2 separate regions of the Homo sapiens genome follow, and region 2 is linked to region 1. Evidence: read pairs that join two places in POLR2A ChIA-PET (ENCODE). Cell type or tissue: HepG2. All regions are shown on one strand. Links, peaks and the distances in the headings refer to the core of each region. The heading gives the core; the rest is flanking DNA. Region 1 overlaps PITX1-AS1 (PITX1 antisense RNA 1). Region 2 overlaps PITX1-AS1 (PITX1 antisense RNA 1).

Evidence for each region. ChIA-PET counts read pairs that join two places held together with the same protein. Peaks named below come from ENCODE experiments on the same cell type or tissue, not always from the same donor. Only the 100,000 strongest peaks of a DNase experiment are listed, where the experiment ranks them.
Region 2: POLR2A ChIA-PET joins it to region 1 with 5 read pairs; 3 of 35 experiments call an interaction of 5 or more read pairs at or near these places.

The regions. Positions count from the first base shown.
Region 1 is chr5:135,301,611-135,317,692 of GRCh38, forward strand. The region is part of intron 3 of PITX1-AS1 (PITX1 antisense RNA 1); the gene reads left to right. Among named protein-coding and RNA genes, the nearest start is that of LINC02900, 61 kb to the left of the region's middle. RefSeq lists a silencer at 12,015-12,215. In HepG2, for the core only: no CTCF peak of the experiment used is centred there; DNase peaks (open chromatin) are centred at 5,440 and 7,391.
Region 2 is chr5:135,221,059-135,237,140 of GRCh38, forward strand. The region is part of intron 3 of PITX1-AS1 (PITX1 antisense RNA 1); the gene reads left to right. It overlaps LINC02900 (long intergenic non-protein coding RNA 2900), which reads right to left. Exons shown (of 4, transcript NR_037895.1): 4 at 15,176-16,082. Among named protein-coding and RNA genes, the nearest start is that of LINC02900, 19 kb to the right of the region's middle. RefSeq lists enhancers at 6,439-6,939, 8,644-9,205, 9,682-9,841, 9,852-9,901. In HepG2, for the core only: a CTCF peak has its summit at 8,737 (motif pointing right); DNase peaks (open chromatin) are centred at 8,833 and 9,723.

The sequences.
Region 1 (16,082 bases), core at 3,388-11,387:
CTTATTTACCCAAGAATAATGGAAGCAATCTGGAAACAGTCCAGTGAGCATCCACTGGTGAGTGCATAAACAAATTGTAAACGATTCATACTATGAAATACTAGTTGGCAATAAAAAGGAACAAAATATTCATACACACAACAAAGTGGACGAATCTCAAAAAACAATAAGCTAAGTAAAAATGACTACATATTGTACAATTCCTTTTATACGAATTTCAAGTAAAGGCAAAACTACAGTTAACAAAAAGCAGATCAGTGGTGGCTGAGGATCCGGGTTCAGAGGAGGGGATCAGCTGCAGAGAGGCTCAGGGGAACTTTCTTGCGTGAAATAAATGTTCTCTATCTTGCTTGTGGTTACACAACTATATACAATTACCAAAGTTAATCAAACTGAGTCCTTGAAACAGGTGAAATGTTATTCACTGTAATTTATACCTCACTAAATCCACAGAGTAAGAATATATTTCACATGGTAAAAAACCTGCCAATTCCAAGTGCTAGTGAGGACATGGAGTCACTGGAACTGTTGTATTTTGGTGGGTCAGTAAAATTGTACAGCCTCTCTGGGAAACGGGCTGGCAGTTTTTTTTAAAGTTAAACACACACTTAACATATTCCAATCCTTGGTATTTATTCAAGAAAAATGGAAACATGTGTTCACCAAAAGACTTTTATATAAATATTAATAGCTTTATTCACAAGAGTCAAAAACCAGAGACAACCCAACTGTTCATCAGTAAGTGAATGGACAAATTGTGGTACATTCATACAATGAAATACTACTTGGCAATAAAAAACAATAAGCTACTGATGTACATGACCTCGTAGATGGATCTCAAGGACATGCTGAGGAGAACAGTACAGTACAGTACGTAGAGCACAGGAGTGTGCCCTTACCTAAGGGTTCGCTTTCCCAGGCCAACCATCATGGAAAATAGGTGGGTACGGTACAGTGAGGTATATTTGAGAGAGAGAAGGACCATCATGTTTGCATAACTTTTACTAACAGTATATTGTTATAATTGTTCTATTAATTTCTTACTGAGCCTAATTTATAAATTAAAGTTTATCACAGGTATATACGTATAGGAAAAAGTTAGTATATATAGGGTTTGGTGCTATCTGTGGTTTCAGGCATCCACTGGGGGTCTTGGAATGTATCCCTCCTAAGTAAGTGGGACTACTGTAGACCTTGCAAAATTTCATATATATGTCATTTCAGAACAAACAAAACTATTGGCTGGGGGAGGGGATTTGACTGCAAAGGAGCATGAGGGAATATTTTAGGGAGCTCTGTTCTAGATCTTGCCTGTGCTAGGTTGGTCTTGTCAATATTCCACAACCTGTACACTCAAAATGGGTACATTTTACTTTAAGTAAATTGTGCCCCAATAAAGTTTAAAAGAAGATGCCAACCAAACCCTTCGGTGGACAGAAAGTTTCACTAAGTAACAAGAATCAGGGTCTAATTTAGAAATTCTGATTTTAGACCCTCCTACTCTCATCGTAGGTATTCTCACTTAAACATGGAAAATACAAATCAATTTTCAAAAGCTTCTTTTTAAGGTGAAGTCAAAAAGTAAAGTCACATTCATTAGGACTTTTAATTTCTACTATCTTAATATGAATTTTGTATCTCCCCAGGGATTCTCTAGCTTGGTTCTTTGTACTAAACAATTATTGTGAGATTGGGAATTGCATTTTTATCCCAGTTTCTGAAAAGGTAAGGTTGTCCTTCTGTCTTCTGGAAATATGACCAGGGGTTAGATTTTCATCCAGGGCGAATAAGTCCCTTGTTTATCAGTCCATGTCTATTGCAGCCACAAGAAACTTGAGACTTATTTAGATAATTTCCATGGGGAAAAAATCCCTTATTTCAATTATCTAGTGGTGGTCATTGAAAAATTATTTTGCCTTATCTAGAGAATTGATTCACTGACCCACTTTGGTGTGGGGGCGTGTAGATGTGCTTTGTTCCCACATGGACACTTGTTGAGGGAAGGGGACAGATACTTACGGAGTGCCAGTGATGGGCCAGGCACAGGGCTCAGTACTTTATGAGCATAATCACATTTAATTTTACCCTCAGAAGAGGCCTCACTGGTAGCTCCCATTTTCTCCATGTTTTACCTGTGGCTGAGGGTCAGATTGGGTAAGCAATGTGGTGTTTAAGTTGTGAAATAGGATTCAAACCTGGGGTCTTACCCACCCCCAAACCCATGATCTTTCTGCTACATCGCACTATAGGAAGTAAATTGTGACCCAACTATGGCCAAAGAAATAGTCCCCCTCTTGTCAGATGTGAAATGCCATCTTGCTTGTGTTTGCCCATGGCAGATTGCCTGCATGTTTCCATGGTTTACAAGCCACCGAGGACCATGCGAGGGAGCAGGCCACTGCCACATCACCAAGAACAGCAGCCAGCAGGACTTGTCTCTGAAGTTCCTGAGAGTCTGGGCTGATCTGTTTCCCCGATAATTTTGCAGAGTGTGTGCCTCCCAAACTCTTGGTCCACCTGGAAGATCCCACAGTTTTCTTGTGAAAAGACCAACAAACCGTTCTCAGGGTTTCAGGAGCTTGTGTTACCCCCTCCTCTATCAAGCATGTTTTATGCTGGATTGAATTTCTCTCTTTACGGAGGAACTCAGCGCTGTGCTCAAAAATACCACCAGAGTCATGAATATTAAGAACACATTTTTCTTTCATTTTTTCTTTCTTGCGTCCCAGAGTTGGTCTGAGGCAGCAAACCCAGGCAGGTGTGTAATCCTGCACAGATCACCCTGGTTCCATGGGCTCCCCAGTGGGGCAGGGTGAGCTGGGCTGGGTGGTGCCTGTGTTGCTTAGGTAGACGAAATGCTTTTGTGCATGTTTGGAGGCTGGGGGGAAGGTTCACGGCCAGGTCACTGCGCCAGCATTCTTTCCTTGGCCACAGCTGCAGTGGTGGGCCCCCAGCAGGAGAAGCGCGGGCAGGCGGGGTGCAGGTCTTGGGAGGCTGAGCAGCAGCTGCTGTGTTTGGTTTCCCTTTGGTCCCGGGGATTTAGATAAAAGGGCTGCTTTTATTGATTGGGGAGATTGAGGGAGGGAGGAGGCTCTAAGAAGTCAGCCTTTGCCTTTTTGTTTTTTAAGCAAACATTTATTGAGCATTTACTGTGTGCCAGGCACCATGCTAAATGCTTTTCATGCATTATCAGGTTCAATCCTCATGACAGCCCTGCTGTTTTAGTCTCCATTTGACCCAGGAGGAGACCAAAGCTCAGAAAGGTTAAGTAATCTGCCCAAGGTCACACAGCTTGTAAAAGGTAAAGAGCCTGGAGCCCTCTGCGGCCTGAACTGCTGTGATGCCCGATTACTGCCGTTCTCTTTCTGCCTGCGTGCTCCATCCACCTGTTCCTCTGCCCCCAGAATGGTCTCTGGAGAACTCAGCCCTGCTCTGCATCTTCAGTGGCTTCTCCTTTCCCATGGTGCACAGTTTACCTGTGATCTGAGCCCGGCATGTCCTTCCCCCAGGAAGTCCCACTGAGTTGTGCCTTTTCCTCCCTCACATCTTGCCTTCTCCTGGGATACCTGTGCCCCAGACCTCCTGCCTGTCTCTCAAAGCAGAACCCAGAGGCCCCACTTCTAGGGAGCAACCCCCCAAAATTACATCTCAGCTACCAGCCCCTCCCGACCCTCAGCATGCTAAGCCTGGGTTGGATGGGGTTCCAGAGGGCAGGAGTTGGATCTTGGCTGTCTCCCCACCCCTGCTGCCCACGTAGGGGCTGGCATGCACACTGAATTGCATGGAAACACCTACCTTTGTGTCCCCTTTGTCCTTAGCACCCAGAGTTCCTTGTGGTCATGTCCTGCCTGGTATCATGCCAGTGTCAGGACTATCCCAGACCCCTTCCCCAGTTGGCATGGGCCTCATCCCTAAGGGAGGGCTGGCCTTAGTGGCCATTCCCTGCCTGATAATAAAGTCACAGGAAGAAATTGGCCCATTATTTGAGATGAAGGTGTTGCTCTCTGGCCCAGTGGGCAGGTGTCTTCCAAAGTGGGTAGGCTGGCTGCCTGAGGCAGTAGAAAAAAGGACCCAAGGGACTGCAATCCCAAAGGTGGAATGGGGCCAGGTCCTGGGCTGAGGGTCTAGCTGGAGTAAGATACAAGAATGGTTGTGGGGTGGCAAGGAGGGTGGCAGACATAGATCTGTGTGGGGCACAGTGAGAGGGTGGGGAGGGTGTTGCTGGGGAGCACAGGTGTTACCTGGCCAACAGGAAACCAGAAGTGCAGGGATTATCCAACCCGAGATCACAAGGACAGACATGCACTGAATGTCATTTGCTGAAATGAATTAGGACCCCAGCTGGCTGTTCAGGTTGCAAACGAATCTCAAAGTGGTATTATTGGGGGATCAGTGTTACTCACTCTAGTTAATGAGCTGATAATGCTTCCATGGAAACCCTTTTGCTAAGAGCTAAGGGGAAATCTATGTTATTTCCTTGATGAAATATTCCTGGGCCTCAGTTTCCTCATCTGTGGAATGAGGCCTATGTGCCACAGCCCTCTTGTTAGCAGACACTGCTCAGCGTTGCAGAGCCACACAGGTGGTGCCCGAGGTAGAGAGGCTTCCCTAGCCCTGTGCTGTGGGCAGTGTTGAAGGGCTGCCTGGCATGCACCACCTTGGATCAGCACTCCAAGGACAGTCAAACGTGACTTTCCTGCCTTGTTGCTATCAGACAGTTACATTTCATTGGTAAGTTACGTCAATTCTGAGTTTTAACAAAAGTTTCTGGGTGGGGCCTCTACTCTTAGGGAGTTGAGTCTGTTGCCATGGAAGGAGGTTAACCTACATTTAGGGTGCAGGTTGGTTCATTTAATTTCTATCTATCCTGGGAGAGCAGGGTAGGGGTGGGTGGCTAGTATTTTGTTTGTAAAATGAAGCTGATGTGGCTCAGACAGGGTAGGTGACTGTCCCAGGGTCACAGGTGACTGGTGGAGGTATGTGGAAGTCAGGTGTGGCCCACTTGAGTGCTCCTGCCATGGACTGCCCTCTGCTAGCCTCATCTGTGCTGGGCATGGGCCGGGCTGTGACTGGTCCGTCCGTCCGTCCGTCCGTCCGTCCGTCCATCCATCCATCCATCCATCCATCCATCCATCCATCCATCCCCTCCCTGCCTTTTCTGCCTTCCCTGCCTGCAAGCTGTCCCAGAGCACATGGATTACAGAAGGTACCAATGGGGCTTCCCTGCAGCCAGCCCTGTGGGGACCCACGGATTGTGGCCAGGATGACCCTTTTATTCTTGACCTGATGGTCCCCATGTGTGACAGTATCCTTGCCTTCTCTTTGGACATCACACTCTGGAAGGCTCTCGGTGCAGGCAGCTAGGGACAGCCTTGCCTTTGTTTATAGGTTAGTTCCCAATCATGGTGGTTTAGATAAAAACAAAAGAGAATGATGCCCTTTGGCCTTGCTGCTGGCTGCCAGGTGTGTGTGGCTTGCAGAGCATTTCTACACCTATGGTGGTATTGAGGACTGCTTTGCTGACGGATATTGGAGGGTCATCTGGAACAATGGCCAGGGCTTGTGTCACACTGACCACAACAGTCTGAACACCAAGGAGGCAGGATGTGAGGGCGGGCAAGGGTTGAGGCCTCAGTGTCAAACAGACCAGCGCCGACTCTAGATTGTACCGTTTTCTTCTTGTGTGACCTTGAGCAAGTTGCTTAGGCGCAGTGCCTTTACCTGTGAAATAGCAGTAGTGATGACGATGATGACGATGACGAAGACGACAGGCACTCACAATGTGGAGCACGTAAGCCCAACCAAGGACCTGGATTGTGCAGGGAAAGCAGCCCCTACATGGTGCAAGTGGTGGTCAGGATTCTAGTGTCGCCCTGGTAGCAGTGGGTCCTCTCAGCTCTCTCCCTCCAGCAGCCTGGGAGGCCGATGATGCTGACCCCACAGGACAGGTTCCTCCACTAGGCAGGCCCTGCATCTGCCCAGAGCCTCTTCTGCACGGGAGCCACATGGAGATCGTGTTAAAGCCTCGGCGTCCATTGTTCAATCAATCAGGCTAATCTGCCTGCCCCTCGATAAGGGGAGGGATCGGGTTTCAGGGAGATTTTCCCTGGATTACTTCTAGTAGCCGCTCAGTCTAGACAGGCCTCTCAGTTACAGGGGTGCAGACAAAGGCGAGGAGCGGGAATGCCTGGCCACGAGGTGGCCCAGGGCCCTGCCGGATGCCTCCTCTCCCTCCTTCCCTCCCTCCACTGCCCTCCTCTCTCCTGGGGGGCCAGGGCAGGGAAGACACCAACCTACTGACCTGGGGGCCCTGGTCAATCCAGGTGAAGGTGCTGAGCCCTGATGGTGTGCCCAGGCTGGACACTGAGGAGCAATCATAATACATTGAGCTGATGTCTAGGGAGCGCTTCACCCTGTGCCTGGCATGGCGAAGAGACCCACGTGGGCTTTATCCTTCTCAATTCCTGTGGCGCTCTCATGAGGAAGCCACTCATGATGTGTGCATTTAAAGATGAGAACAGTTAGGTGCAGGGAACGTGGGGTGGGGATTGGCTGGTGAAAGGATCGTCCCAGTGCTGACGGGACAGGCAGGGAGGTGTATGTTGACCTCCACCATCTCTGGAATTGAGGTGGAGGCCAAAACATTTCTGATGTGTCACTCTTCAGCCCACTTTTCCTGCCACAAGAGGACCCCGACGGCTCTGAAGCCTTGGGCGGTGTGGCCTGCATGGCCTGCCTGCACATCTGTGTTCTGGGTTCCTAGCCTGGCTTTGCTACTCCCTTGCCCTGTGATCTGGGCAAGTCACTTCTGGACATCAGTGTGCTCATCTGTAAAACGGGCATGACATTTACCCTGTCTGGCAATAGGAGCCCTGTGTGAGTCACCAGAGAGAACGTGTGGGAAATAAGTAGTTTTGGAAACCACGAAGTGCTGTGCCAGTGATAGTTACCAGCTCCTAGTACGCTGTCTGCCAGCCCTGGCTGGGGCTGAATGAATGAATGTGAATAACCTTCCTTCTAAAATAGGGTTGGGGTGTCTCGTCTGTTCCCCTTTTCCATATCCCCAACTTGTCCTAACCCTGGGGAATGTGGGGAGCAGCCCTGGAGGCCAGGTGATCTCAATGGTCTCACTCCAAGGCCACAAGGGAGAGCTGCATATGTGGCCTGTCTCTCCAGGTTTTCTGGAAGATGAGTGGGGGATGCTCCCTGGCCCTCACTGGCATCTGAGGTCATGCAGGTGCAGCCCTTGCCACTAAGCTATTGCAGTGTCCAGGCGGGCTGTCAGTGCAGGACAGGCTTGAATGCAGGGACTGCCTTCTCAGGCTTTTGGAACAGCTTGGAGAGGGGCCTTGAGAAAACATCCTTCAGGGCTGGAATGTGAACTTTGGTCATGTATATGTGTGCATGCGAGAGAGGACGAGGAGACAGAGGAGACACGTGGCTCTTCATTTTCTGACTCATCTATCCTGGATTTTAAACAGGATCTAGTATAATTCCACATTACTTTCTTGTTCTCCGTGCCCTCTACAAAGTGAAACACTTGATTCAAGAGAACGAGGCATCGCTCATTTAATGGATTAGCTTTTCCCAGAGCAGCAAACCCAAAAACCATATGAGAACAAAAAACGATAATAGCAATAGTAAAACTGACAAGTTCATGAGACCCTGAGGCATTGCTCCTCTGTACCCAGTGTCTTCTATCTCCAAGTCTTCTTTGTTTCAAGGGCGTCAAATCAGAAATTAACCTTGTACATGAACCTGGGGAGGGCAGAGGCTGCACAGAGATGGCCTTGGGTGGTGGCTGAAATGGTTCTGCACACCCCTTCTCTTGTACTATACACTTATTTAGCCTGTACACTGTGCTCTTTGGATCAGAGGGGGCTTAGCAAGGAATGGGCAGGAGGAGGGGGTCTCTTTATCAGTGAACACGGGAGCAGCATGAGAAGTTCAAAGAATTTTGAGACCTGACTCCACTTGCCAGCTGTGTGTCTTAGGAAGTCAGTTAACCTCTCTGAGTCTCTGCTTCCTCATCTGTGAAATGTGAGAGGGACAGGACTGAAGCTGTAAGGCCATTGTGAAGATTTGTCTAAGATGGCAGGCCTGATAGGGCTTTGTGCTGGGAGGCGAGCCCTTCGGAAGGACTGAGCATGGGAGCTGTTGGCAGGGCTGTGAATCTGCAGGCAAAGCCTTTGCTGTGGGCTCTTTGGGTGTTTGACTTGCCTGTTTAATCGGCCTTGGGTACCTTGACTCATTTCCATTTTTATAAATGCATTAAAAATGCCACTGGGCTCAGAACAAACGCCAATTTAACCTAAGCATAGCTTACTCTTTGTAATGGTGAGTCTTGAATCTCCACCAAGCCAGGCATGGCTGCTTCCAGCAAGAGGAGCAGGATTATAATAAAATCAGTATGTGTTCATAGACATTAAGTGTGTTATTAGCATCTTTGAATTGGATGAAAGCTAATCTTTTCCACATTCAATGAACAAACATGAATGATGTCAGTGAGAGAGAGGAGGAAACCATGCCCGTGGGCAGAAACCAGTGACATGCAATGAAGAGGAGGAAATGGAAGCAGCTCTGCCACCTCCTTGCTGTAGAACCTCGAGTGAATCACTTGACACCTCTGGTCCTCAGTTTCCTTAATCTGTCAAATGAGAGAATTCTTGGTTTATCTATCCACTGGGATGAAGACCTTGTGAAAATATATACTGAAAAGATGTTTAAAAAGTATAAATCATATACAATTGTATAGGGTTGTTATTGATGGAAGGACATGGTGGTGTATGGATAGTCATTGGCAACAGATGACTTGTAAAATTCTGTAGTTAGATTTTAGGTGCCTGAAGTGAATGAGTGAGTTGAAAAATATGCCAGGCAAGACAGCTGTTTACATTTCTAGGAACGCATACTCTGTGGTTTTTCCAATTACACATCTTTTACTTAAATAGAACAGGATATTACAAAATTTAACCTGTTCTTGTTGCCCTTACCATTAAAAACATTGTCAACAGTTGAGAGCTCTTAGGGGCCAAGCACTGACTATGTACTTTGACTGTATTATCTAATCCTCATCACAAACCTAGGAGGCAGATCCTATAATTGCCAGTACTATTTTATAGTGAGGAAACAGTCTCGCCGAAGTGGGGCAACTTGCCCAGCCAGGGTCATACAGCTAATAAGACACGGGCAGGTGATTGAACCCTTGAAATCTGTTGCCCTCCAGTATTGCCAGTAAGTCAACACAAACATTTGACCTTTCCCCGCTTCCTCCCTCTTTTCCTCCTCTTTTCTGTAGATAATTTAATCAAAAAATCATTGGGTTCTGGTATGGTGGAATGAGAAGTTTGAAAAATCCTCTCCCCCAAAAGCAATGATAAAACTGGAGAAAATCAGTAAAAATCACCTGAAAGGCTCTAGAAACTGAGCAAGATCATACATTTCATACAAATATAAAATGGCACAACCACTTTGAAAAACAGCTTGGCTGATTCTTAAAAAGTTAAACATAAATTTACTATCCAACCAATATACACTTTTAGGTATCTACCTGTATTGGTTTTCTATCGTTGCTGTAACAAATTACCACAAACTTAGTGGTTTAAAACAATGCAAATTTATTATCTTACACTTTTGGAGGTTAGAGTCCAAAAGGATCTCACTGGGCTAAAATCAAGGTGTTGGCAGGGCTACGTTCCTTTCCCTAGGCTTTAGGGAGAATATTTTTCCTTCCCTTTTCCAGCTTTCAGAGCTTGCCCACAATTCCTCGACTCATAACCTTCATCTTCAAAGCCAGCAGCAGCATATTGAGTCCGTCTCACATTGTTTCACTCTGACCTCCTCTTCTGGCTCTTCCACTTTTAAGGACTCTTGTGATTATACAAGGCCTGCCCAGATAATCCAGGATAATCTTGCTTTCTTAAGGTCAGCTGATTAGCAACCTGGACATCTCTGGGAGCCCATTATTCTGCCTACAGCACTACTCAAGATAAACGAAAATACGTGCCTACACAAAGACCTGTACGTAAATGTTCATAGTGGCATTATACACAGTAGCCCCAAGCTTGCAATAATCCAAATCCAGTCTATCGATTGGTAAATGGCTAAACAAAGTGTGATATATCCATGAAATGAAATATAATGTAGCAATGAGAATGAACTACTTATACATGTTACAACATGGATGAACTTCAAAAACATTATGCTGAGTGAAGTCAGTCATATGCCAAAAAGGCATATAATTCCCTTTATATAAAATTTCTAGAAGAGGCAGATCAGGGTTGCCTGGGGATGGGAACTGGCTGCAAATGGACACTGGGAAGTTTGTTGAGGATGATGGAAGTACCTAAAACTGAATTGTGGTGGAGGTTACACAACTCTATAAATTCACTTGAAAATCTTTGAATCATATACTAAAAAGTGAGTTAATTTTATGGTAATTTATAATTTGTTCAAATTATTTTTAAAAAGAAAAGCATTTATGCAAGCCAAACAGGGAATAGGGCCTGGCAGAGGTTGAATGCCATGTGAGGAAAGTAACTGAGTGGGTGGCAGCCTGATGGGTCCAAGAACTTGGTTACATATAGGAGGATTGACCAGATAAGTAAACATACTGAGGATAACAGACCAGTTCTCTCATTGTTAGAAAACAAGAGTTATAGATATGGAAGTGGGAAAGTTAGAAATGAACCCAGTGTTATTGGAGGTATTGATGTAAACTCATGGTTTTCAATGTAGGTATAGAAATAAGTGTAGATGTAAATGTATGATATACATATACACACACATATATGCACACACATGTGTTGCTTAACTTCAGGGAGATGCTCTGAGAAATGTGTCATCAGGCAATTCCATTGCTGTGTGAACATCAGAGTGTACTCACACAAACCTAGATAGTACAGCCTACTACCCAGGCTATGTGGTATGGCCTGTAGCACTAGGAACAAACCTGTGTAGCATGTTACTGCACGGAATGCTGCAGACAACTGTAACACAATGGTAAGTATTTCTGTATCTAAACATAGAAAAAGTACAGTAAAAACATGGTATTATGATATTATGGGACCATCTTTATATATGTGGTCTGTCATTGACTAAAATATCATTATGTCACACACACACACACACACGCGCGCGCGCGCGCATACTTCTGAGCTCTTTCGACAGAGCAGGCAGGCCTAGAAGCAATGACACTTATACAACAAATAGCATACCTAGTTGCTCCAATGATGGTTTCTAATGTCATTTTCTGCTAAGGACACCAGGACTTTGGAGAAACGGTTGATTCCAGGACTGGGACAGGAAAAGTACAAGATAGGCCAGGAGCACTGCATTATGCCAGAGAGTAAAGAAGTGCTCAAAGAAGGATGCAGACATGTCAAAAGGACATGGAAACAGTTTGAAGGGGCTCCCGTTGGCCCAAACTGGGACATTTGAACATCAAAATGTACAATATGGTGATGGAGTAAAACCCATTAAACAGCAGTCCATGAGCCCACACTTGGATAAATAAATGTGGATGAAGAGAAGCTCCTTTTCATTGTAGAATGCCAACTGATCAATGTGGAAGGAACGATGTGGTTAGAAAGGTCTCTATTTGGCAGTCATAGTAATAATCATTAATTCAGGCAAAATTAATTACAGTTGTTTCCAATTAAAAAGTTAAACATATTTGCATGTTATGATGTGCCAGGCCCTGTTGTGTGCTATAATTCAGAGCTTAGATATGTGGCACTGTCCCTGCCTGGAATGGTGGCAGGCCACGTTTTAAAAGTTGCTTTTCATCTGTTTGGATGGTCCTGCATGCCTTTGCTCCAGTTGGCAGCTGTTGTGTTCTGCTGGTGTCGGTGTCCACCTGCAGGTAGTCCTGCTCACCTTCTCACCGCTGCTCCTGTCTGCACCCGCTTGCTAGAGGAAGCATCACTGGCTCTCACGGAGGTGTCTTGTGAGGAAGAGGAATGAGCTTTCAGTGCATGGAAGTTGTGACAGTTTTTTGGGCTATTCAAAGACCTTGTGGCCTGTTTCTTGGCCCCTAAAACATCCTGAAGAGGTAAGATTGCCTGAGAGTTGCATTCCATGTTATCAACTTGTAACCACATTTGGTTTAGGGGGACTTTCAGTTTCTTTTCTTGGAGGTGCTTCTTCTGCATTAACTTCAGCAGGTTAATGTGAGAATTCACACCCTCTAGCCAACACAGGAGCCCAGGAGTTGACCAAGTGTGAATGGATGGTCCAAGTCTGTCCACGGAGTGAATTCTCCATAAGTAGCCACTTGTGAGGTGATTCCAGGGGTGCCATCTAGTGAAACACTAGCCAGATGATTCTTCAATGAAAGTATGGAAACCCTTGGTTGTCACTGAGCTGAGTAATGGCCTCAAGTCACACCTCCAGGCCCAGCAGCTTCTGCTCAGAGACAAATGCTGTTTCTTCACTTGCCAGTCCACACATTCCACAGCCTCTTCATTTGCATCTGGTATCCCATGTTGGCTGGGCCATGGTAAAACCTGCAGCTGTGTCTGTCCTTTCTTCTCGGGGCCCAGGAGGAAGGTGTGGGAACAGATTCCCGAGACAACTGTTGTCTATGGAGACCCCATTGCACTGACACCTTTGGGCCTATGGGACATGGCAGATGGCCCTGGGCTGTGGGAAGCTATCCCAGGAAGTTGGGTCCACCACCCACAAATAGATGTTCATCTTTCTGGAGTTGGGGATTTTGTTCCTGGGCTCATTTTTATGTGCTGTTTCTGTCGGCTACTCTCCTTAGAACAACCTCGGCAAGGTGGGGAATAAGAGAGAGATTATGCTGTGTCTGCATTGAGAGGGTCATTCCAAGATGGATGAGTGGCTAGCTGGGGACTTTTTGAATAGGGTTGGGCATGCCTTTTCTTGGCAGGGATTGGTTTTGGTTTGGACTGTGCGCTCTCTTGGGAAGGGTACTGGGGGTGTGTAGTGCCAGGAGAGGCCCCAAATGCCAGCTATCACGTTGAAGGCAGTTTCTTCCAAGGCACATCTATCATGAGTCAAGGAGGGTCTGCTTACACAACCCATGCATCAGGGTCTTAGAGGGCTCTCCTTGCCTTCTTAGACCCTGTCACATGGCTTGGAGAAGCACCTGTTCTCTGTGTGACCACCTGGGCCAGGCCCAGGAACATTCAGCCTCTGTGATAGGAAACACAGGCTGGGAGGTGGGTGTTGTGGCCTCAAGTCTCATATCTGCCAAGAAAATGGGACAACAGATGCAGACATTTCCTCTCTCCCTTTTTGAACCCAGTGTCCTCATCTCTCATTGAGGGGGCCAGATTAGAGGCCTTCCAAGGTTTCTTCCAGATAACATAACACCCATAAAGCCACCTGCCTGGCAAATCTCCTCAATAAAGGGTGTAGGTGTTTGTTCCCATGTGCAGCCCCTCAGGCACGGAACTCATGCAGGCAGGAGATATGTTTCATCCTTCCTGGCAACCGTTCAGGTCTTCTCTTTGTCTTCAGAGCTTTACGGTTTCACTACAATATGTCTAAGTGTGATTTTTAAAAAATATTTATTTATTTATTTTTATTTTACTTTTCCTACTTGGAATTTGTTGGCTTCCAAAACCCGAGGGTTAACAACTTTTACCAATTCTGGAAAAGTATCTGCCATCATCTCTTTAATTCTTCGTCCTCCTCCTATTATCTTTGGGAAATCTGATTAGATATATAATAAACTTTTTCAGTCTATCTTACAGTAAATTTTTGAGAGGAATACAACCAAATACAACAAAAACAATTACTTTTTGCTCACAGGTTCGTGGGTTGGCCCTGGAGGCTCTGCTCCATCCAGAGCCACTTGGTTCAGGTCTGATCCACCTGGCTCTCCTTCCAGGACCCAGGCTGCAGGGGCACAGTTACCTGGGTGAATTCTCAGGCCTTATAGGGCCAAGACAAACCACAGAAGTACATTTAACTTCTGCACATATCATGGCCACTCACACTCCATTGGCTGAAGAAAGTCACGTGGCAAAGCTCCAAATAAGGGGGTGAGAAGTCCACTTCAGCCATGGAGTCAGTTGGGGATTATTTGCTGAGCAATAATACAATCTACCTCAGCCTGTCATCTTTATCACAAATATTCACTTCCCTCCCTCAAGCAAAATGTACTTACTTCCTCCCCAGATGGTTCAAAAATTTCCAATCCAATCACAGCATCAGGCTGGAAGTCTTGTCTCCATCAGTTCCTATTCACCCAGAGGCCCATGAACTAGAGACAAGTATTTGCCCCCAGTTCACCCACCAAAAAACCACAATATACAGTTGAAGAGCTGGGACAGAGTAGCCACAACTGTCCCATTTGAAAGGGGGACAAGCAGGAAGCACAGAACAGGGGTTCACAGCAGATTCTTCCTTTGGGGAAAATACCGTGAGGTCTTCCTACCCTGGGGTTAGACAATATTCCTGGATTAGGTCCTGCTTCTGCTCTCTGGGAACAGCTCCCAGATCCACTGGCTCCTGGTTTCACCCTCTGGGAGTTCCTTCCTTTCCACCATGTTCCTTGTCGACTTCCAGAAAAAAAAGCATTAAAAATATACCCTCCCTAGAGTGGCTGAGTACCTTTCTCAGCCTACCTTCTGCCAATAGAAAGTGGGAGTCCGAGGCTTTTTTTTTTGTATGGGTCAGTTGTTATTGGTTGCATTTTATAAGGTGCTACAAGAAAGAAATGAACTCAGTAAAGAACTGGCTGGTTTGCAAACAGAATTGACAGTCCTGAAGTTCTTAGACTTTTGCAGTTGCAGAATGGAACTGTTTCCTCACCAAATTCAGGGTGTAGCCATTAAGATATAGCCATAGGTCAAAGACGAAATTAAAGCATAGCCATTAAGACATTGTCTCAGAACAAAAATCAGATTGCAGATATGGCCATCACACAACTTTGGTAAAACCTTAAAACCTCTGATTAGATTAAGGTCATACCTGGTAGATTGATTTAACAGGACAAAATGGCTCCTGTGGAAGCCTAAAGAGCCCCAAATACCTAGAATTAAGTTGAGCACATGTGAGAGACTGTGTGAGTGCATGCACGATGGATGGCTCCAAAGAATGGTGGGTCTGGCTTTTGGCATATTGAGTTGGGCTTGGCAGATCATGGAGGTGACACAGTCATGGCTGCCGTGCTCATGCAACTCTGGCCTCAGCTGCAGCTTTTAGCACTGTGGATTTCCACACCTGTCCTTTTTTCTTTTCTTTTTCAGCTGAGTCTTACATGTAAAGTTATGTTTATTATGTCTTATCCAGCATTTCTGGCTGTTATGGTGGGAGGGTGGTCTGCTACATTGTCAGGAGCAGGTCTCCGTTGCACAGCACCCTGACCTCACTCTTCCTGGCACACAGTATGCACTGTTTCTCAAGAAGCCTCTAGGACACAGCCCTGGACTCAGCCCAGGGGCCATCCAGAGGAAGAAAAGACCCAGTTTCTCTTTATGGAGGCTATTGTCAGAGAGAGGACAGGACATATAAACAAAAGGTGCATGAATTACATCTTGCGTGCAAGAGGGAGGCTCAGATGAAAGAACCTAGTAATTCATGCATTTTAAATGCATCTGCTGTGTGCAAGACCCTATGTTAGTGTCTTGCCTATTCATATAATTGTATTGAAACAGCAGCCTTTTGAAGTGTTTACAAATGAGGAAACTGAGTCTTAAAAATGGCAAGTGCTGTAGAAAAAGCCACAAGGTTAGTAGGTGGCTGAACTGAGAAGCCAGGTTTGCCTGGCTCTGAGGTCCACCCTCTCTTCACTGCCCTGTGTTTCTTCAGAAAACAAGGCATGGCAAGGCATAACGGGCTGGGCCAGGCTATGTGGCTGGCAGCGCAGACAGAACGACCCTTGGACAGGCAGACAACCCTGCACAGCCACGGCTCTGAGTGTGGCATGTGCAAGCTGACTGTGGATGTCAGCTGGGGTGGGCCTTGACAGAATTTCTCCTCTTCCCTTTTCATGACAGTAGTAGACACTCAAATGACACAAAGAGTAAATCTTTTAAAATGAGGGTGTGGGATGCAGTACACACAGGCAAAGGGCTGTGTGGTGTGGTTAGGACTGGAGGGGTACC
Region 2 (16,082 bases), core at 4,228-12,227, 80 kb before region 1:
TCAGTACATTCATGGGGGCTTCCAGAGGATCCCAGAGGCCTCGTGGTCAAGGGCCATGGACTCTGTTTTCTCATGGTCAATGGGCTGAGGTTAGCAAGGAGAGAGGTACAGGAGAGGGCAGAGTGGTACATCCAACAACTGGTAGTTGGTGAGGAACTGTGGTTCTGTGGTTCTACGGGAAGCTAGGGTGGAGTTTCATTCAGGCCTGGGAGGTGGTGGGTGGAGATCATGGAGCACTGAGCTGGCAGTCAGGAGACATGGCCCCTGCCTCTGAAGTTCCACGTGACCTTGGGTGAGCCAGAAGCCTCGCTGGGCCTCAGTTCACAATCTGTAAGATGTGGAGATGAATACCAACCTGAGAGGCTTGTGGTGAAGCCCAGATAATAACATGGATTTGAAAACAATGATAAAGACAGCACATTGTGAAGAAGTTTTAATTTTGTTTTTACCAATGGAGATATAAAAGGGGTAGTAATGATAACAGCCAGTCCATTTCTGTTGCTTTTTTCACTCATTTAGGACAGAGGAGTTGAAAGAACATGGAGTTAGGGGTCAGGCTGTTGGATTTCTAGTTTTTCCTTCCTAACTGTTGTGTGGCCATGGGCAAGTTCTGCCTGTCTTTGGTTCTTTGTGTCCCTGCCTATCAAGAGGGACCAGCAACTCCCACCCCTCTTTCTCCCCTGGGCTACTCACATGCCAGTGGGTGGTGTGAGCAAGCTCTTTTACAGGCTGGGAAGCACTTGGGAGTGGCATTGATGGTGTTGGGCTGGCAGTGATGGTTTTGGTTGCTGGGAAGGGTGTTCAGGCCTTGGTGCCAGATTGACTCCAGGGGCCATGCATACCTTGCAGACTGTTCCAAGCTGGATATTTTCCTGTGGCCCAGGTATAACCTGCCAGGCAACGAGGCTGTAGGGTTCAGTCTCTAATTCTTTGGCTGGCAGTCAAGGGCTGGGTGGACGAAAGGTTTGTCAATGTGGCTGTAATTACAGCTCTTACTTTTTGGATATTAAGTGTAGCTTAATGTAATAACTATGGTACAATTGACCCAGCATGTAGGGCTGTGTCTAGCTACTTGGTAGGCTGAGGACATAAAGATGCACAGTCACATTTTACTAAATACATATCAGAAGGAACCCTGGGGCCAGGCTTGGTGTGCTGAGTTTTAGCTGGCATTGTCCCTCCGGAAGGGGCCCTGTGCAGGCCTTCCATCCCATTGTCCAGATCACGTTCCATGGGCTGGGCCTGGGGGTGGTGCCCAGATCTGGTGCTGGCACTCAGGGTGTGTGGGCCATCTGTCTTCTCAGTGCCTTGTGTGTCAAGGGGTGAATCAGTTCCCTGCCTGCCACCCTACATGGGAGGAGCTTGGGTTCAGCATAAGTAGGTTCCATGATTTGTAATGTCACCTTATCATGAACTGACTCAAGGCCCTGTCATTTGACTGAGAAGGAATGCAGGGCAGAGGAGGTGTGGCTGTTTGAACCTGTTGGTGGGATTAGCAGAGACAGTGTTGAGTTCTTAGTCTTGAGATCTGTTGGCTCCACTTGGCCCTGGTTCAGGAGGAACATGCGTGGAACCCTTGTTCTCCCCGAGGCCTGCTCCCAGACCCTATGATGGCTCCATAGTATCCACAACATCTCGATTTCATTGAGCAAGTGCTGTGTGCCAGGCCCTCCTTACATGATTATTTCCTTCAAATCATCACAATAACCCAAGAGGAAGGTGCTGTTCCTAGCTCCATTTTCCAGATGAGTAAACTGAGGATCAGAGAATTGAAGAGACTTCTACATAGTCCCCTGGCCATAAATGGGGGAGCCAGAATGTGGGCCCTGCCTGTCTGACTGCAGAGTGGGTAATCCCAAGCTCAAGGCTGCCTGCCTGGCAGTCCCCTGGCTGAGGGGAGGTGTGACCCAGGGCCACACACAGGTCTGAAGGGGTTTTGCCTGGTCGTGGGAAGGTAGAAGTGGCAGCTGAGGCTGGGAGATCAAAGATGGCCACTAAGATTTCCACTCTCTTCACCCCCAACCCCAGGCCCTCACATTATTCGGAACACTCAATCTTCACCATGTTGAGCCTCGTGGGAAAGACCAGGGTCTTATGGGAGGTAGGTGGGTCGGGGAGGAGGGATGCAGAGATGGGAGGAAGCAGACATTCATGCCATGGTGACTGAATGTCAGATCTAAGCCAAGCACTGTGCTAGATGCTGGGGCCATAGCCGTGAGCATGACAGACAAGGTCTTGTGCCCTCCTGGGGCTTCTATTCTGGTGAGATGCAGACAGCACACACACATATAAACAAACACGAAGATTGTCAGGGGTGAGAAGCATCCTGTAGAGCATTAAACCTGGGTGATGTGATGGGTGGTCAGGCTGGCTTCCCCAAGGAGGTGACATCTCAGTGGAGATCTGCATGGCAAGGAGTCAGCTGTGAGAAGATCAGGACAGAGCATTACAAGGAGACAAAGAAGCAACTGCAAGAGCCCTGGGGGTGGAACAAGCTTGGTGTGTTCAAGGAGAGAATGGACCATGAAATCCAGCTGGGCGTGGAATCCAGAAGGGAGTGGCACATGGTGACATTGATGAGACAGGCAGGGTTCAGATCCTCCAGGGCTGTCCTGGCCAATGTCTGGAAGTTTGGATGTCATCCAAGTACAATGGGATGGCGATGGCAGTGACATGATTAGATTTGTGTTTAAAAAGACCCCTTTGTTGAATGAACAATGAATTGTAGGGAGCAAAGGTGAAGACAGAGAGGTCATAGGAGGCTATTGTGGAGTCTAGGTGAAAATGATGATGGTGTAGGCTCACGTGGGACAGTGGGGAGGGAGAGAAGGGATGGATCCAGGTGTGTTTTGGAGGTAAAGTCAGTAGGACTTTGATGGATCGCCACTCTATCCATCCAATTGCTCAAGCCAAGAGCTATTCCTGACTTCCCCCTTTCTTTCACCCCAACAGCTGTTTGCTGAGATGGAGGAGAAGAGGAAGTGCAGGTTTGGGGCAGTGGGCAGTGAAGATCAGTCTGATTTGAGAGGCCTATTAGACATGCAAATGCTGATGTCAAGTTGGTTGTGCTGAGTCTGAGAGGAGAGGCAGGGGTTAGAGACAGACCTGTTGCAACATGGCATGGCAGTGGCACAGGACTAGGTGACACCTAAAGCCACAGGACTAGATGAAATGGATGGAGAGAGGAGACAAGTGAAGAGGTCTCAGAGGAGTAAGCCCTCAGGCAATGCAGAACTTGGATGTGGAGGAACCAGTAGGGGAGCCTGCGAAGGTACAGCCAGGGAGCTGTGCAGTGTTTCGGGAGGCAGGAGAAAGGACGTGTTCATGGGAAAGACTGTTGAGAGTTGGCTTGGACCTCAGTGAGAGCCAGTTTGGTGGAGTGGTGGAGATGAGGCCTGATTCGGGAGGGTGGAGAAGAGATGTCAGATCTACACAGTTCTCAAGGGGTTTTTGCCAAAACAGGAAGCATGGAAATAGGGTGGCAGCTTGAGAGGGATGTGGGGGTCAAGGCAAGGTTTTTTAAGATTAGGGAGAAATCACAGCAAAACTGTAGGCTGATCCAGGGGACAGGGGAAATGTAATGATCCAAAGAGAGTGGGGACACGGACAGGAGAGATGACTGAGAGGGTGTGGGAGGTGGGTTAGGGTGTGCAGAGTCAGGGGCCAGCTTGATTAGGAACAGGGATGCCATCTTCAGGCCTGGTCCCTGGAGGGAAGGCAGAGAGGAGAGGATTTGGTGGAAGGACCCTAAGGCTCTTAGGGTCTCTGCCTAAATATCTGTCCCCAGACCAGACCTCTCTCCTGATCCTCCTGCCCATCTGTCTCCTGACATCTCTGGCCAGGTGCCTGTGAGCACACATGTCCTTTTCCACCTGTGCAGGTCATTTGACCCACTTCTACTGTCTTCACTGATTCAGCCCATTCTTCCCCAGCCTGCCTCTTGTACCCTTCCTCCAAGGGGCCTTCCTAGGTTACTTCAACCCACAGGGCTTTCTTTCTAGCTGAGGTGCTGGAGCCTGTGGGAGGGAGGCTGCCTTGTCACATCTTTTATGCTACCATTATGAAGCTCTCTGCAGCTGGGGAGCATGCTGTGAGTTTGTGGAGTCAGAGAGAAGTTGGGGGCTTAGGCTCTGGAGTCTCACTGACCTTGGTTCAAGTCCGAGGTCCTTACTAATTGTGTGACCTTTGACAGCTTAAAAAAACAAAAACTTCTCTGAGCCTCAGCTTCCTCATCTGTAAAGTAGGACAGGATTTATCTCTCTGGCTTTTGGTGGAGGTTTAATGAGATCATGCATATCCATTGGATTGGACACATTAGCTATTGAGTGCTACTAGCTCAGTACATCTCATGGGTCTCAACGTTATCCAATGTTATTCTGTCCCTTCCATTTCTTCAATGGGATCTTAGGGAGTCACGTGAGTTTTCCATGCCTCAGTGTCCTCATGTGAAATATAGGGACAATAATACTCTCCTTAGAGGGCTGCTGAATTTAATGAGTTGAGGTGTGGAAACAGCACGTAGTAGGTATTTAAGAAACAGCCTGCTGCTGACAATGATGAAAATACTAGTTACTGCTTACATTCCTGTTTCCCCCACAGAACGCCGAACCCCTGGAACTGTGGAGCCACCTCTGCTCTGTGTGGCAAAGGTGACCTCCCTGTCCTCTCTGGTTAGCCTCTTCGCACATTTACTTCTCGCAGTTTCCCACGGACCCATTCATCTCTGGCTGTAAGGTTACAAGGCTTTGGAAATTAATTTTAAAAATCACACTCTCTGACCCTTTAAACTTCATTTCAAATCCCCTCAGTGCCTTAATGACGCTCAGGCTATTTCGGGCCCCTGGGAGAAGTGTGGCTGACAGTGGCTTTTTAATTTACAAGACAACATAGGAACACACATGGGCCCAAATATGTATCTGTATAATGAAGAATAAAAAGCATAATCCCCTAAGTGGGCTGTGTTAGTGAGCATCAGGTTTAATAGGGGATTAGGAGGTGGAATTAAAGTTGCCCAGGGGGTACACAGGGAGACTTCAAACACCTTTTGGAAAACAAATTAACGTGGTTTGCAAAAACCGTTTTCCAAGGGCGGCAGAGGGTTTTCCTTGGGCTTCCCTGCTTTCTTTTGAAATGTATTTTTAACACTTGTATAAACACTTTGGGCCCGTGACATGGGGCTTCCTGTGCTCCCTTCGTTAGCTGGTGTCTCTGGGAGAAGAATTCGGCTCATTATCTGGGTGTTTTGATCTCCATGACTGCCGCTGCTGCTGCGCCCGGCCCGGGGCGGGCCACCCTTTTTCTTTCCTGTTGCCTAATGGTATGGAACCAGTTCGTTTGTGGCTCAGCCTGCTTCCACATCTTCCTGCCAAGCCTGGCCTCCCAGAGGGGCTCTCAGTTTTCTAGAGAACCGGAGTTCTTGGGCAGGAGCAGTAGTGGCAGCTGGGTGGCTGGAGTCTGGCCCTGTCTTAGGCTCAACTGAGAAACTGGCAAAATCGGCCTTTGTACCAGCCTCCCTGACCCCTTCACTTATTTCCCCTTCCCCTCTCTTCAGGTGCATCTGGAGTGGAATGTGAGGCCTCTGTAGGTACTGAGTTCCCCATCCCTGGAGGTATTCAAGCAATGTCCTGGTGGAGGTTTTAAGGGCCTCTGTGAGCAGCTGTGGACCTGGATGGTCATTAGAGTTTCTTGTAAACCTGAGATTCTGTAGTTTACACTTTACAAGTGGAATCTGAGCAGGGCCATGCTGGCCCTTGATAGCAACAAGGATCCCTGTGATAGAAGACGCAGTGCTGGGCTCCAAGCAGACCTTCAGGAACCCCTGTTCTACTGTCCTTGCTGGAGACAGAAGAGACACAGGCTTTTCTCTTTGGGAGGCTCCAGGCTTAGGCTCACCCACAGCATTTCCTTTAGAGATTTGATCCTGCAGAGACTTGGGACAAAAACTCCAAATTATGTCTACCCAAGTTCCCTTTTAAAGTCCACTTTCTTCCTGTGTAAAAAGGGGGCAATAAATAATAACAGCTAATACCTATTAGGCACTTGTGTGTCAGACACAGCTTGAAGTACTTAATCACTTATTTCATAACTTCTTAGGAAAAGGTACTGTTTTTTCCCCCATTTTACAGAGGAGGAAACTGAGGCCCAAGGAGGTCAGCCAACTTGCTGAAGGCTACACAGCAAGTAAGTTGTGAATAATAACATCTGCCAGTTGCTGGGGATCTGCTGAGCTCTTCACAGGAAGGTGGAGGTGCCCCCTTGACCACGCTGGGTTCTGCTGCAGTCCAGCCCTCCTAAGAGGTAGAAATGACATTAGTCCCTCCCAGCCTTGTCCCTCTTCAGCTGCCCAGGGCTGGCAGGAGCCAAGCAGTGAGAGTGGCATTTCTCATCCCAAAGACAGCAGAGCTCCTGCGGCCTGGCCAGCCAGTGGCATCTGGGCTGGGCTGATGGGGGTTCACATTCTGGACGTTTCCCTTACCTTTGCAAGTGGGCTGGTGGTTGGAGGTGAGCTTTGTGAGGCTGATTCATGCCGAGTTCACATAAGGCCACATGTCCCACATGCTGTATCTCCCTCCTGCCACTGTCAGGAAGGTGCCTGCAGGTGCGTGAGGCCAGAAGGAGGGAGCGTCTCTATCCTAGGAAGGAGTTTTTTCTGTTATTTTCTTGTCTGTCTAGTCCATGGGTAAGGGCATGAGTGGTCCTGGTAGCTTTGTCAGCCCTGTAATCCTGCTTCTCATGAAGCTGCATGTAAATCCTGTCCCCCTCTCTTCACCCCTGCCCCTCACCTGCCAGCTGTCTGCTCTGCTCTCACAAGGGACTCTGGTCTCATGTCACAGAGCTACAGTCACCAGGGATAGGCTGCCAGGAGGGAATAGGACATTTCTGCTGGGTTCACAGATCTGGCTTCACAAAGGAGGTGGAATTCAGGCTGAACCTTGAGGCATGAAAGAATTTTTGCTAGTAGAGAAGGGGCTGTCATTGTCTGATCCCATCCTTGGAAAGCACTGTGCTGAACTTGCAACAGCTATGCTTCTATTTCATGTTCATGAAGGCCTGTGTTGCTGTCTGCCTGTTATAGGTGAGAGAACAGAGCAAGCAACTTGCCCAATGTTCCACAGATAGATCTGAACCCAGGATGGAAGCACCCTCATGTTCTCTCCCCTCTGGCAGCAGGGGGGAAGCATGAGCTTCCCAAGGAGGCTTGGGAAGACCTGGTGTGTTGGCTGAACAGCTGGGAGGGAGAGGGTGGGAGAGAGGATAACGGGACTTGAGACTGGGATTGGTGGTGGTGGAGGGGGCTAGGGTGATATGTGCCCAGAACATCAAAGACCTCATTTAGTGGTGTGTTGGTAAGCATTTAACAACCAGCTGCTCTTCAGGAAAAAAAGTAGAAAAGTCTCTGATGTGAGGCATTTGCCAATTTCCATGGTGTAAATATTCCCACCATGGCTGATTTCAAGTTATCAGTTTGATGTCACTGAATACTAGGTTCTTGTGAGCTAGCAGGAGCTGGCTTTGGCACTCCACTGGCCTCATCTCTCAGATTCTGGTGCTTGCAGTTTATTTGGGAAACAGCAGAGAGGTAATAGGAGGAGAGTTGACATTGTCAAGCCTTTGTTTGAAAATGCAACTCTCAGGGTTATCGAGTCTTGGGAAAAGGGGATGGAGAACATGGCCAATTAGAAGGCCACTGCTGACTCTTGGGAGCAGTAGGGCTTGGGGCCAGGCAGGGGTGGGAAGGGTCCTTGGAAGAGACGGGCCAGATCCCATCATATTCAGTGAAGTGAAAATCTTTCCCTCTGTCCAGGACCTCAGGAATCTCTTGCTCTAAACATGCATTTCTCAGTGAGTCTTCTCAGAGGCAGTGCAGCACTCCCTCCTCCTTTCCCCTCTAAGGTCAGGTTGGCCCTAGAGCAATTTTACAGGGGAGTGCTTGGCTTCCTTTTGTGCATCCATCCAGTCCAGTTATTTAAAACCAATGACAATGACATACATTTCCCAAGAAATGACCTGGGAATATTCATTTGGGAAAAAATAAATTTTCTTGGAAAGAAACCCAGCTGGGGAATTGAGGATAAAAGGCTCATCAGCCTTTGTGCTCAGCTGTGACAGAGGCCTGCTGAGCTTCAGGGACATCTATGGGACTGGAGAGCATGCAGTGGGAGCCTCCTGCCCTGATCCTGTATGGATAAGGGGGCACCAAGGCCAGAGTGTGGCCAGGCAGAGATCCAGGCTGGCCCAGAACCAGCAACCCAGGCTTCCTGGGGGAAGATGGTTTTAGCTGGATGTTGGCGTATGGGCAGGACCTGGAAGGGCAGGGATCTCTGGGGGTCTGAGAGTGGCTTCATGGCTGCCATTTGCCTCTTCGCTCTCAGATCCATTCTTGCCCTTCCCCTGCTTGGCTCTGTATCCCAAGGGCTGGCCTTGCAAACCACAGGTCCCAGGCTTCCTTGAAAACTGACTCTGGCCAAGTTTGGCCAATGAGAGGCACTGACAGATGGGAGGGCAGGCGGAAGAGAGAGGAAAGGGTATGTCTCCTCCAAGCTCTGGCTTTGGTGGTGTCTCTGCAGCAGTTGTGTCTTCTCTGTGTCTCTAGCCATCATTCATCAGCCTCTTTCTGTGGCCTCAGCTCTCCCAGATTGAGGAGGCCCTTAGGTGACCTTAGTTCCTCCTGGGTGGCCCTGGTTTCTGGGCTCTGGAAGCACCTCTTCCTGCTGCTGTTCCTCCAGAGGGCTCTGGTGTTGCTCATCTCTGTTTGCCTCACTGCTCCCTGCTTGTCTTTGTAGCTCTTGCAACTTTGTAACTAGTTCACTTCGTTGATTTATGGGGCATGGACTCTGGACTTGTTTTCCTGCCGAGATCCTGCTATCATTCTTGCCTGGCCCTTCCTCCCTCATCCTGCCCTGCTCTGCCTTGCCCAGGATGGAGGCCCGCTGACCTCTAGGCCAGGTCCCCATTCTGTGGCTTCGTGGAAGCCTGTATGTTAGTGGAAAGAAAGGGTGAGGCCAGAGTTCAGTCTTGTGAAGGGAAACACTTGCCCAGGGTTATGCACCAGGCACCAGAGGTCTCAGCTTTGATAGGCCTCCAGGCCCCAGGTGTGGCTGCAGAAGGGTTTGGGTTTAGCAACATGCCTGTGAAGGGGTCCCTGAGATCCTTCCTCAGAACTCCAGGGCTTCCAGGAACAAAGCTGGGAAACCACCAGTCTAGTCTCAGCTTCTATTTTATGCATGTAGAAACTGAGGCCAGAGAGGAACAGGGACTTTCCCAAAGTCACACTGGCTCCGAGCAGACTGGCAGAGCAGGAACTCAGGCTCCAGTCCCCTAGCCCAGCGCCTTGAGGCTCAGCCTCTGGATTCTCGGTAGCTTTGGGAAGCACAGGGGCATGGGGCAGATAAAGGTATGTGGTCAGGAGAAGGCACCCAGCCCTGCTGACAGGCCCGCTTGCTGTCAGCAGAGGCCTCAACTGAACTAGTGCTGCCTCGGACCGCCCTCCTCAGGAATCCCTGCATCCAGATGCCTGCTTCAGGGTTGGCAGAGACCCATCCAATGCCCAGGTGCGCCTAGCATCCAGCCTCCAAGTGCAGGGCATGAGTGTGGAGACGTGCCCTAGATGGGGCTTGAGAGAAAGCCCTGAGCCCACTCCAGCAGCACCCTCCAACACCCTTACAGAGAAGGGCCAAGTTGCATAAGAGCTGTGTGGCTGCGGCTGTGCTTTGTACAGAACTGAGAGGGCTGCGTGCCCATGGGAGAGGGATGACTCAGCATTGCTGTTGCTAAGGGAGGCCAAGATGGCGAGCCAAGGGGCCAGGGCAGGGGCAGCGTGTGCAGAGCCCTCTGGGAGCACCCCAGTGTGGAGCAGAGAGTGCCCACAATTCCCTCTTCAGGCCAGTGGCCTGCTCGTGTACGCATTGAGTCTTCTCCCACATCATGTTGCCCCTGCCCCAGCTGATAAGCTCTCTTCACAGTTCTGCATGCTCACCAGCTCCAAGCAGCAGCCTTGGGTTTGCACACATTTGAAGTCTTTGGGGCATGGAGGGGTGTTTCAGGCAGAAGGTAAATCTCAGGCAAAGCAAGGATCCAGGATAGTGTGCCAATGGGTAGTCCCATTGGAGTGGGAGATGGTATCCCCACAGGAGAAAGTCCCATAAAAGACCTCTAGAAAGGACAAGTCATTACCTAATCACGCAAGGCCTTCAGCGACTGGCTTGCCCACACTTGAGTCTGAAAATCAGGGGCCATTGAAGGTTTTGGAGTAGGTGAGTGCTGGTGCCAGAGATGTGCTCCAGGAAGGTGGAGAGGGAGTGCACAGGGCATGTGAGTGGAGCTAGAGGCCAGCGTAGGCCAGGCAGGGTGGGGCCATGCAGTTACTAACACAGCATGGAAGAGGGCTGGCTGAGGACTGGCCACAGAGGGCAGAGTCAGGGTTGGTCAGTCTCTCTCCCTGGGCCTCCAGGGTCAGAGGGAGGAGCTGCTTCCCCACTGCAGGAGGGTGTGGCTCAGGAGCGTGGAGTGGCAGTGAAGAACACCTGTGGAATGGCACCATGGGCCCCTCAGGCTGGGTCTCAGTCATCTCATCTGCTAATTGGGAATAATATCATATACTTCCTAGGACCATTGGGAAGGTTGAATGTCTGTAGAAGCCTTAACACAGCTCCCAGTTCCAGCAGGTACTTAGGAACTGCAGGCAGAGCAGGCCCCTGATTCACAGACTAGCTGATGATTCCTCTCAAGGGTCCAAGCCAATACCCAGCCTTTCAAGTCTTCCTCCACACAGTCTTTTCCAAGGCCTCTTCACAACTTTTCTGTGGCCCCATTGGGTCAAGGTGGGTGACTGCCAGGGCCCTTCCCCACCCTCGGGGCACCTTCACCTTACTGTGCCATGACTTCAGTGAGCAGGAACCAGCCTGCCCTTTTTACCCACTGGTTACCGAGGGGTCCAAGTCAGATTTGCCCCACCCATCCCGCCCAGTCTCCTGGCTTGGGGAGACAGAGGGGGAGATTTGCTGTGAGGTGGGCAACCTGACCAGACTGCATGCACTTGCCACTTCTATGTCCCCCCTCCTTTAATGATTGTCAGGAAGGGTTCTCAGAGAAAGGCTTTTTAGTGAGGAGATACGAAAAGAAGGTAGCAGTTAACCAAAATGTGTTTCTGGGAGGAGCCCTGGGTTCTCTTCCATCAAGAGAGGGGCTAGGAGGAGTTTGAGACCAGCCTGGCCAACATGGTGAAACCCTGTCTCTACTAAAAATACAAAAATTAGCCAGGCATGGTGGCACGTGCCTGCAGTCCCAGCCACTCAGGAGGCTGAGGCATGAGAATAGCTTGAACCCGGGAGGCAGAAGTTGCAGTGAGCCAAGATTGTGCCACTGCACTCCAGCCTGGACAACAGAGCGAGACTCTGCCTCAAGAAAAAAAAGGCGGGGCTAGGGCCAGGCACAGTGGCTCACGCCAGTAATCCCAGCACTTCTGGAGGCTGAGGTGGGCAGGTGGCTTGAGCCCAGGAGTTCAAGACCAGCCTGGGCAACACAGAGAGACCCCCTTCTCTACAAAAAATTAGCTGGACATGGTAGCATGCAGCTGTCGTCCCAGCTACTCAGGAGGCTGAGGTGGGAGGATCACTTTATCCCAGGAGGCTGAGGCTGCAGTAAGCTGTGATTGTGCCGCTGCACTCCAGCCTGCATAACAGCAAGACCCTGTCTCAAAAAAAAAAAAAAAAAAAAAAAAAAAAAAAAAAAAAAAAGGCTGGACTAGGTTGTAGGGGAGCTCGGCTAAACCCCTCTTCTTGAGACCCCAGACTCCTTTCTGGGGTTCTTGAGCTGAAACTAGGGTCCTGCTGGGAGGCATCCTGAGGGCCACTGGCAACATGGAAGAGCACGGAAGCTTCCCTGAGGGCAGGTGAGGGGCAGGTGGGCATGGAGCCAGGCCTTGGGGCCCTTGGCAGGGCGGCTCCGTCCCTGGGAGGTGAGGGCTGCTGCTGCTGGCTGCTGTGCCAGCCCAGGGTCCGTTCTCTGTTGCTGCTGGGTCCCGGCTGGCCTGCCGCCTGCCCACAGCTTGCTTGGGCTGCCAGGCCTTTGTCTTCGTGAGTTCCTGGCTTCGCCCCTGATTTGGGTGGTGGATACAGATGACTGACACAGAGCAATGCTTTCTGGACACACAGGGCACTCCCTCCTCCTCTTGGAGAACGGAGGGTGTGTGCCAGGACAGAGGCTGTGCCTGGCATGTGGGAGAGAGTGAGCCACAGGAGGGTAAGGGCTAGTCCTCAGGCCACATGGAGAGCAGCATGAGCTGTTTTTTTCTAGATTCTGTAAGAACTCTTCCTGCTGAGTGAAAAACTCTCTCCTACTGAGAAAGAAAAGGCTGGGGAGAGTTGTCTCCTCCCTGGATAGTTCCTGCACTGTCCTCAGAAGCTGGGGAGATGGAAGATGGGAGAAGGAGAGTTGGTTTTGCTTAAGACTGGGGAGCTGAGTCTTAGGAGAATCCACCAAATCCCATGGTTTTGCTGAGGACCTGCTGGCTGGCAGGAGATTGGACAAGATGACCCTTTGGTCAACTGAACCTGGCATCTGCCTCCAGGGCAGCTGATCTTGGCACCATCCCCCCCCCCACCAGGACAGGTGCCACTTCCGGATAAACATTTGGGCAGGATGCCGAGGCTGGCCCCATTTCAGAGCATGACCTCTGCCGGCATCCCTCCAGGTGCGAGGCTCGGGACTTAGAAGTTGTCATGAAACAGAATCATGGCACTCTTGTCCACACTGGCAGGGGAAATAAAACTCAAACTGAAGAGAGTGGATGTAATGTTCTCAAGCGTAAGTTTTTCTTCCATAAATTTTTAATTAAACCTTTGGCACCCATTATGCCTTCATCCCTGGAAAGCTCTGGCAGATGCCAGAATTGTAGAACCATTTTCAACATGTGTGAATCCAGTGAGACGATTCACAGCTCTGTGGGGCACAGCTGTGGTCGGAACTTGAACAGTTTGTGGTGGCTTACCAATTGCATTTTCGGATAGTAAGATTGTGCCTGGTCTGTGTGCTGGAATTTGGCACGTCAGTGCTTTGCTGCACTGCTCAGAGGGACCTGGTGACAAGTGTCCAGGCCCTGGAATAGGTGAAGACATCAGTGGCTTGGAGCCCTGTTTTTCAATTCTCAAAAGTCTGTGTTTTCATTTTGATAAAAATCTGTTAAAATTCATACAATCTCATCAAGATTATCTGAGTACTCACCTCGTAACTTGGATTTACGGCACCACTGAAGAGACCCTTTACATGTCTTCGTAACGGTGTTTGTTCGATTGCTCGCGTTTGCACCGAGGGAAGGCCGAACACTGCTGAGGTCCACGGTACAAAGGAAGTTCAGTTTGCTTGCATTTGTTTAGGTAAAGTGAAGGTGGAACAAAGCTCATGCCAGTGGGCAGGACGGAGGCCAGGCACCCATTAGCTGGTGACCAGGGTCACGTTCATATGGCAAACAGATTCTGGCTTGCCATGTGGCAACTTGCTGGAGTTCATTGGCAGTAAATGTGCTGGGAACTATGTGAGGAAGAGATTGCTGGGATTAGAATTAGGAAGAAATGAACTAAATGTCTATTTAAGGCAGATTTTAGTAGCACCATGGGCTAATGTGGCTTCAAGTGAACAGGACAGCTTTATAGAGTTATCAGGTAATCCCTCATTAAAACTGATGCCTCAGGGTTGTGTGCAGGGTTCTGGTGTTGTATCAAGGCTGGTTAACCCGAACTTACAAACAAAGCCTTAAAGTTATTAATGCTACTTTGTCTGTTTGCATACATCTGTTTGCAGGCAGTCACTCTCTGCGTTGGTATTAATTAAATTGAAATACAGAAACAGAACTGGCCCGAGGCCACATCTTTCTACTATTAAACCCATTCTTGGCAATTTAACTTTAGCAAAACACATCATCTAATTTTATTGGTAGTTTTGTTTGTATTTTATTTCCAAATTTGCTTTGGCTTTTATGTGTTCAAGGGTGATAAATACAAGGAGTGGATTGCACTAATTTTTGTTTCTATATACATATCCATTCATTTACCCGGGATATATTGCCTGAGCTCCTGCTCCGTGACAGGCATGTTCTAGGCAGGGAGGATGCAGCAGTGAGTAAAGATGAAGAAAGCTCTGCCCTCGTAGAGTCTACCACCTAGAGGCGGAAATAGCCCCCAAAACAAAAAGAACCCTGAACAAACCAAAACCCCACAAACAAATTAGTAGATATACAACAAAATATTCGGTGGAGATGAAGGAAAAGTTAGCTGGGTAAGAAGATGGAGCAAAAGAGGCATTCCCCTTAGGCGAGGTGGTCTGGGTGGGCCTGTCTGAAGAGGTGACATTTACTCAGAGACCTGTGTGAGGCAAGGGAGTGGAGCACACCAGTTGGGGAAGCGGGTTTTAGCTTAGGAAGCAGGAAGTGCAAAGACCCCTGAGACGGGCATGTGATCAGTGCATGTTGTATGTTTCAATTATGCTGAGAATGAAGATTTTATATTCGTCAGCACATGGGGGTTTGGGAGCCTGCAGCAAGAGGTGGGGTAGCTAGCCTAGTGTGGGGGCCTAGGAGGACCCCAGATCCAGACAGAGGAGAAGCCTGGGGGGCAGAAGGCTTCCCTCAGGCTTGTGAGCTGACAGGTCGGCATAGCACCTTGGCTGAGGGAGGGCAGAGGGAGGAGCCGGGGGGCACCCCTCCCCCCACCTGCAGCCTGTTCCCCCCACAACATGGGCGCATAGAGCGGTGGTTCTCAACCTTGAGCAGAATCACCTAGAGGGCTTGTTAAAACACAGACTGCTGAGCTCCACCCCAGGATTTCTGATTCAGGAGACCTGGGGTGGGGCATGAGAATGCAGTTCACCAAGGTTCCCAGATGATGCTGATGTTGCTGGTCCAGGGACCACACCTTGAGAGCACTGATCGAGAGCAAACGCAGACCGTGCCAGGATTTGCCAAGAATGACTGTGGAGAGAAAGTGAGGCACAAAGCCTTCACTAAAGGTGCCCCCAGGGGTTTGACTAGGTCTGCAGTGTCCCTTGCTGAACACCACTGCGTGTATGTGTGACAGGTGTTGCCCATGCATCTCAGTCCATGGTCACTACTGTCAGGGGCCTGACTACATAGGTCAGGGAAGAGGACCCCTGTGGGAGGGGAACATTGAACAGTTGATCGTGATGCAAAGGAAAGATATTTTCTTTTGGTAAAAAGTGAAGTGGGAGCCCTTATAAACCCTGATCAGCCCAAAGTTGGAAAGAATAATGTTATTATCATGAAGCTCGGGATGGATGGGGTTGGGGCGCAGCTCTGGCACAGGGTCCCGGGCAGTCGGCACTCAGTAAATATGGACTGACACTGAGAAGTGGTGGCTCTGATGTTACCACCTAGAGAATGCATTTGTGCCCTGTGAATCTGGGGTCCAGCGGCTCTTCTGTCCTGCCCCTTCTCTCTCTCTCTCTCTCTCTCTCTCGTCCTCTGACTCCACAGGCTTTAGCCTTGTCTCCTAGCCGGGGCATGTGTGAGGTCCTTTGCAAGTGACTGGGGACTCTGGAAACATGAGGTGGTGATATCCAGGGGTGAACTCCTGACACGTGGCTTGATTTTCCCAAGTCAAGACCCTCTGCTTTTCCTAGGGGTCTACCTTGGGTGTGGGTTTGAGCATTGCGGGAGGAAGAAGGAGAGGGAGGCAGTGGGCTGTGCTCTGCCTGGAAGCATGCAGGAAGCTGATGGGAAACAGCTGAGCCAATAGCTCTGCACACACAGAAAATAAATCCTGGCTTCCGAAGAAGCTGCAGAAAATTGATTTTTTGCAGCTTCAGTGGTCATCTTGAAGGATTTGGGGGATGGAAATGGGGCCCATTTCTCATCTCTGTTCTGTGCTGCTGGGTCAGGTGTTCCTCAGGCCCGGGTCAGTATCCCTCGCTCCTCCTTGTCTCCCCACCACTCTGTGTAGAGAGGAAGGGGCCGAGGGCTGGTCTTCCTCAGCTTACCCCTAGTGTCCAGCTGCTTTCTGCCTGTTGCCTGCCCTTTGGGCCCGCTGCCATGGATGGGAGAGGTGCGCATGTTCGTGCAGCCAAGCTGGGAT